Linked DNA regions of Homo sapiens: region 2 is linked to region 1. Evidence: chromatin contacts called from ENCODE Hi-C or POLR2A ChIA-PET data. All regions are on one chromosome and are shown on one strand. Each heading gives the region's core, a stretch centred on a gene start or an enhancer-like site at or near the end of the contact. The rest is flanking DNA. Distances are from core to core; before and after follow the strand shown.

Region 1 (3,540 bases), core at 659-3,158:
AATGGTCCAGGGACTGAAGATCCCACAGCTTGGCTCTTTTGCAAGGTGAGGGGATCTCCTGCAGGTTGGGCAAAGCTTCATTTTCTCTTCTGTACAATGCGGGTGAAAAAAATCTCCGCTGTGTCTACCTCTCAGGGCTGCTGTGGGGCACCAAGGAATTGGTGTACAGAATGAGAAAGTTCATTTGTTCTTTCTTTCTTTCTGTTTTTTTTTTTTTGGCGGGGGGGCGGTGGGGGGACGGAGTCTCGCTCTGTTGCCCAGGCTGGAGTGCAGTGACGTGATCTCAGCTCACTGCAAGCTCTGCCTCCTGGGCTCACGCCATTCTCCTGTCTCAGCCTCCCCAGCAGCTGGGACTACAGGCACCCGCCACCACGCCCAGCTAATTTTTTGTATTTTTAGTAGAGACAGGGTTTCATGAGGTTAGCCAGGATGGTCTCCTTCCCTCCCTCCCTCCCTCCCTCCCTCCCTTCCTTCCTTCCTTCCTCCTTCCTTCCTTCCTCTCTCTCTCTTTCTTTCTTTCTTTTTTTTTTTTTTTTGAGATGGGGTCTCACTCTGTCGCCCAGGCTGGAGTGCAGTGGCGCAATCTTGGCTCACTGCAACCTCCGCCTTCCGGGTTCAAGCAATTCTCCTGCCTCAGCCTCCCAAGTAGCTGGGACTACAGGCGCATGCCACCATGCCCAGTTAATTTTTGTATTTTTAGTAGAGACGGGGTTTCCCCATATTGGTCAGGCTGATCTTGAACTCCTGACCTCATGATCCACCTGCCTCGGCCTCCCAAAGTGCTGGGATTACAGGCGTGAGCCACCTTGCCTGGCTTCTTCCTGGTTTTTAGAAAGTACTTTCTGGCCAGGTGCTGTGGCTCACGCCTGTAATCCCAGCACTTTGGGAGGTCAAGGGTGGCAGATCACCTGAGGTCAGGAGTTTGAGACCAGCCTGGCCAACATGGTGAAACCCCCATCTCTACCAAACAAACAACAAAAAACAAACAAACAAACAAAATTAGTTGGGCGTGGTGGTGGGTGCCTATAATCCCAGCTACTCAGGAGGCTGAGGCAGGATAATTGCTTGAACCTGGGAGACAGAGGTTGCAGTGAGCTGAGATCGCGCCACTACACTCCAGCCTGGGCAACACGAGCGAAACTCCGTCACAAAAAACAAAACAAAACAAAACCAAAACCAGGAGGAAAGTACTACATGTGAAATGGATTGTGCTAGCAGCACACAGGAGTGAGGGATGAAGGTCTGGGAAGGCACAACATGCATCTTTAGGCTCTGCCTGAAACAGGAAACCTGGACCCCAAGACAGGACTTCTTTGGGAACCCACTGGAAGTGCTCTTCAAACAGCAGTGGCACTGATGAAAGTGGTGTGTAGAAGGAAAGGGCACGAGGGAATCCCGTGGAAGTGAGGGAAGGAGGCACAGAGCCCAGGTGGTCTTGGTGAATTTGGGGGCTTATGGCCCCTAGGTACTGGGAGGTAGTGTGAGTGGTGACAATAATTGCATCTTTTAGTTGGATGGACCCGGATTCCAAACGTCTTCTGCCACCCCTGTCTGTGTGACCTGGGGGAAGTTGCTGTACCTCTCTGGGCTGCTGAAGTAACAGATACAAGAAAGCAGGTGGCATGCATCAGAGTCAGTAATTAATTGCTGTGAATTACCCACATCCCCTATATCAGTCTTCGGTTTCTACATTTTATATCCATTGTATGGCTGAAGCAGGGATAGCCTTCCCATTTTACAGATTTTCTCTGCTGTTTGTTTAACAGATATCAAGGTCTGCCAGGAGGAAAACAGTCCTAGCACTTGAAAAGTTCAGTGTGTGTGTGTGTGTGTGTGTGTGTGTGTGTGTGTGTGTGTGTTGGGGGAGGGAGGGCGCAGTGGGGGGCGGAGGGAAAGAGAGAGGAAACTGTTACAGCATGTGGTCAATGCTGTAATTATGGTGACCATGTTCTCCAAACCACAAATCAGGTCACGTGGTCTGACAGAGGCTATTTTCTGCCTCCACTGAAGTCCAAACATGAAATCACATGTAGTTACACATTCATTGAATCACCTTTTCTTTTTTTTAAAGAAGCAAATGACATGAAATTTGGATTGTCCTTGACAAATCCTGCTATATTCCCAGAAAATCACTAGAGCTGTGACTGGGGCCCATACAGACCTCTAGCAGGAGCAAGAAGGTTTCCTGGACCAAGCGCTACTTAAGTGGGACCTTGAAGGCTAAATAGGTTTCCAGGCAGAGAAAAAGGTGGTGGCCTGGATGCCCTTGGGACAGGACTTACTCTTCCTGCTCTAAAGACAGCACTGGCCGGGTGTGGTGGCTCACGCCTATAATCTCAGCACTTTGGGAGGCCAAGGTGGGAGGATCACTTGAGCTGGGGAGCTCAAGACCAGCCTGGGCAACATAGGGAGACCCTGTATCTACAATTTTTTTTTTTTTTTTTGAGACAGAGTTTCGCTCTTGTTGCCCAGGCTGGAGTGCAGTGGCGTGAATTCAGCTCACTGCAACCTCCGCCTCCCAGGTTCAAGCGATTCTCCTGCGTCAGCCTCCCAAGTAGCTGGGATTACAGGCACCCGCCACCATGCCCGGCTAATTTTTTTTTTTGTATTTTTAATAGAGATGGGGTTTCACCATGTTGGCCAGGCTGGTCTCGAACTCCTGACCTCGTGATTCACCCGCCTCGGCCTCCCAAAGAGCTGGGATTACAGGCGTGAGCCACCGCGCCTGGACTTTTTTTTTTTTTTTTGAAACGGATGGAGTCTTGCTCTGTCACCCAGGCTGGAGTGCAGTGGCGCAATCTCGGCTCACCGCAACCTCTGCCTCCCAGGTTCAAGCGATTCTCTTGCCTCAGCCTCCCGAGTAGCTGGGATTACATACGTGCGTCACCATGCCTGGCTAATTTTTGTATTTTTAGTAGAGACCAGGTTTCACCATGTTGGCCAGGCTGGTCTTGAACTCCTGACCTCAGGTGATCCGCCCGCCTTGGCCTCCCAAAGTTCTGGGATTATAGGCATTAGACACTGCACCCGGCAATTCTTTTTTTTTTAAGAGACAAGGTCTCACCCTGTTACCCAGGCTAGAGTGCAGTGATGTCATCATGGCTCACTGCAGCCTCGATCTTCCAGGCTCAAGTGATCCTCCTACCTCAGCCTCTCAAGTACCTGGGACCACAGGCGCACAACACTATGCCTAGAGTATGTATGTATGTAGAGACGGGATCTCCCTATGTTACCCAGGCTGGTCTTGAACTCCTGGGCTCAAGTGATCCTCCTGCCTCAGCTCAGCCACTGTGCCCAGCCTCTGCAAAATTTTTCTTTTTAAATTAGGTGGCACGTGCCTGTAATTCCAGCTACTCAGGTGGCTGATGTGGGAGGATTGCTTGAGCCTGGGAGGTCCAGGCTGCAGTGGGCCATGATCACACCACTGCACTCCAACCTTGGCCACAGAACAAGACCCTGTTAAAAAAAGAAAGAAAGGAAGAAGGGAGGGAGGGAGGGAGAGAGACAGAAAAGTAGCTTGCTGGGAACTGGTGGTGCTGG
Region 2 (3,540 bases), core at 542-3,041, 310 kb after region 1:
GATCACGCCACTGCACTCCAGCCTGGGCAACTGAGCGAGACTGTGTCTCAAAAAAAAAAAAAAAAGAAAAAAAAGAAAAAAGTTTTTTTCCTCTTTCGTAGAAACTACATTGCTTTTCCCCCCACCTTATATTTGGTCTTGTTAGTGGACACAAAATAGTCATTTTGGGATTGTTGACTTTTCCATTGAATTGGCTAAGTTACTTAACCCCTATGGACTGAGGAGGAGCAATGATGTGTCCAGTTCACAGGGCTGGTGGTATAGGGCCTGTGATCTGATGGGATGGCATGTTTGGTGCTAGTGGCTTTTCTGCTGGTGAGCTCAGGGTGGTTTCCGTGCAGTTTCTTAGACAAACTTATATTGAACATATGTCAAAGTTTATTATTTGTTAAGGAGGCAAATAGCAGATAAAGTATGCTGGTTCAAAATAATGAGAGTTTAGACCTGATTGATGTTTTACTTCCTATGGTTATAAAAACATCATATTCTTATCAGTGATAGGCATAAATTTGTGACATAAATGGTTTGGGCCATATCCAACATGAACCATTAATAAGAAATATCAAGCAATATATCTGTGAGGCAAATGATAAATTAATCTATGACTATTATATTAGACATACCAAGAAACAAGGTTTTATGCACTCATGACAGAGAGGTCAAATAGAAGTCAGCTAGGAGAAGCTTAGAGTCCTGCTTTTTCTCAAGCAAATATTTCTAGTGTGCAATTAAAGATGCTGAAGATATGGTTTGCTTAGCTCTTATTTGGGAGACAAAATTTTTCTTTGACAGTAGGGAGAGGTGGAAGCGACTGGAACCCATGTTACATGGGGAAGAACAGTGCAGCAAAGGACACGTTTGAGTTTCGAGAAGAGTGAAACAGGGAGATAGAGCTCCCTGTGCCCTCTGACACCCGACTACTTCTATGGCCAGCCTTAGAATCTTGGAACAGTAGCTCTGGAAGGGCCCTTGGAGAACATTGCAACTTGTGGCTTTCACACTATGTTCTGAGGAGCCCAGGGGGTCGAGGGGAAACTGAATAGTAGCACTGCCCTACCAAGTAAGCCCGCTGCACTGAGCAGGCATGCCAAAGGACAGCTGGGAAAAGTTTTTTCCAATTTTTTCAGTTAGAAGAAAGAACCGACTTTAATTTCGTAACATGCAAAGTTTGTGTGTTATGGTGTAGTATTATTTTTAGTTTGAATTGCATATGTGAAGGGGGTGGGCACCCTCATCTCTAGTGCTTAGGGTCTCTGAGGATAATGTATTCAGCTCTGCTGGGTAGGTAGGACTGCACGCTTCCCCTGCCAGGCCCCCACTTTCCAGGCTCTACTAGAGCAGCCTTACTTTAGCTGTTGGGTATTGGGGTTAGAATAACAATTTCATTTGCAAAAGAGTAATATTAGTACAGTCTAGGATACAGGTTACAGAAGAATTTCATTTATTCATCTACTTGTTCTGTTTTGTTTTAGTTAGGGGCAGCGACACGATCAGATCTATGTATTTGAATGATTATTCCCTTAAGGAGTAAGACTGCAGGAGGGAGAAGACCCCCTGGACCTCAGTTTCACCATCTGTGAAATGGCACTCATTCTAGCTTTAATGTTCCAGGATTCTTGATTGTGGATGAGCCCCGAAGCCTGAGTTCCTGTATCTTACAGGCTTTGCTTATGAAAATCAGCCAGGGTGATTACGTCTTCCTGGCATTTGAAGTCAGGAAGACTGTTTGATGTTAAAGGGTTTACAGGAAAGGACTCTTGTGGGGTTCCTTTAGTCTAAGGCAGCTAGCTGTTGATGTAGTCAGGAGACCACAAAGAATGATTTATCCCGCCCCCGGTCCTCTAACAGTTTCAGTCTCCTGTGACTCATGCTTCTGTGTCTTAGACCTTGGGGAAAGTTACTCCATTTCCTAGGCTGAGACAGGGCCAGCCTGTGCTTCTGTCTCCTCTGCAAGCTCGGCAGATAATCCTATGGCCCTGGGGAGCTTTGTCAGAGGCTTCTCCTTCATCTGGGAACTTGCCCAGATCTGCCCAGCCTGGCTGCAGAGCACCTGGGAATCAATTCCCAAATCTTAATGCCAGAAAAGGCCTTAGGGGTCTTAAAGATTTGTTGAGTCCAGAGGTTCCCAAATCTGGCTGCACGTTGGAATCACCTGGACAATGGGAAAAAAGGGCTCCTCCTCATCCCCTTTGAGTCTAATTCAGTATGTATGGATTGAGACCCAGAAATCAGTGTTCTTTTATACTGTCTTAAGGTCACTTACCATGGTATGTGGCATTTGGTGACTGCTGATCTAGTCTCATCTCTTAATTTTATTTGATTTTAAAATTGTATATGTGTGTTTTTACTTTTTAAGATGGAGAATTATTAAGACAAAAACAAAAAAAAAGCCTCTTTGCCCCCTTAACCCAGTTGGCATAAAAAATTAGAAGTAATAAATGCTCATGTTGAGAAAATTCAAACGGCATAAAATCATGTTTTATGAATGAAGAATGAAAAGCAAAACCTCTTATTCCTAGTCCAGCTCCCGAAAAGGTAACCACTATTAACACTTTCTTGAGAGTACACTCAGAAAGTAATTTTCCTGTATATATCCTCGCCTATTTCCCTACTTAATTCTACAAAATCTGAACCAAAGGAATCATCCTATACACAAGTGTTCTGCACTTTATTTTTATTTTTTCCACTTAAAACTTTTGGAGTTCACTACAGATCAGATTCCTCTTAAATGACTAATAAATAAATTAATTTTTTTATCTCAGTACTTATTTATTCCTCCTGCCTAACTGAAACATAATACCCTTTGACCAGTATCTCCCCATTCCCCCGACCTTCCAGCCTCTGGTGACCACCAGAGGCTTTGCTTTCTGCTTCTATGGGTCTGATATTTTTAGCTTCCATATATAAATGAGAACTTGAGATATTTGTCTTTCTGTGCCTGGCTTATATCCTTTAGCATAATGTCCTCATGTTCATCTATGTTGTCACAAATGGCACTAATTTCCTTCTTTTCTAAGACTAAATAATATTCCATTGAGTATATGCCACATTATCTCTATCCATTCATGGTTAATAGACACTTAGGTTTATTCCATAACTTGGCTCTTGTGAATAATGCTGAAATAAACATGGGAGTGCAGAAATCTCTTTGACATACTGATTTCAAATCCTTTGGTTATATGCCCAGAAGTGAGATTACTGAGATCATATAGTGACTCTATTTTCAATTATTTGAGGAACCTCCATTCTGTTTTTCATAGTAGCTGTATTAATTAAGTAAATTAATATTTGTAATGCATTTGGAACAATGATTGATGTGGAGTAAGTACTATATACTTGTTAAATGAATGAATGAATGGGTGAGTGAATGAATACATGAAAATTGTTGCATGGCATCCCATTATACAGATATACCCTTCTTTATTTTACTATTAGTGGACACTTGTTGTGTCTGTTGCCTTAACAAATAATGCAGAAAGTAACATCCTTGTATGTATTTCTTGGGTACTCTCCTTTGGGTATGGTGATCAATACCTTACT

What was found. Hi-C counts contacts between places; a loop is a spot of excess contacts on that map. ChIA-PET counts read pairs that join two places held with the same protein, here RNA polymerase II (POLR2A). Pooled maps may share reads with other maps.
Region 2: a loop to region 1 is called in a map of GM12878, with 2.2 times the contacts of the local background. The contact joins two enhancer-like sites. A Hi-C loop is called at or near these places in 3 of 168 maps with a recorded cell type or tissue (CD14-positive monocyte, GM12878 and ascending aorta), 17 of 37 single-sample maps with no recorded cell type and 6 of 50 pooled maps. POLR2A ChIA-PET finds 5 or more read pairs at or near these places in 6 of 52 experiments (BJ, MCF 10A, RWPE1 and 3 more).

The regions. Positions count from the first base shown.
Region 1 is chr5:150,475,620-150,479,159 of GRCh38, forward strand. It overlaps NDST1-AS1 (NDST1 antisense RNA 1), which reads right to left. Exons shown (of 3, transcript NR_105061.1): 3 at 1-140. Among named protein-coding and RNA genes, the nearest start is that of NDST1-AS1, 8.6 kb to the right of the region's middle. RefSeq lists an enhancer at 1,201-1,370 and a cis regulatory region at 1,286. Within about 2 kb of position 1,909, at least 3 of the 41 ENCODE cell types and tissues checked have a DNase peak (open chromatin) inside an H3K27ac peak, as active enhancers do; they include CD14-positive monocyte, where a contact is called at or near this core.
Region 2 is chr5:150,788,585-150,792,124 of GRCh38, forward strand. The region is part of intron 1 of SMIM3 (small integral membrane protein 3); the gene reads left to right. Among named protein-coding and RNA genes, the nearest start is that of SMIM3, 12 kb to the left of the region's middle. RefSeq lists enhancers at 571-1,550, 1,551-2,529. Within about 2 kb of position 1,792, at least 22 of the 41 ENCODE cell types and tissues checked have a DNase peak (open chromatin) inside an H3K27ac peak, as active enhancers do; they include CD14-positive monocyte, where a contact is called at or near this core.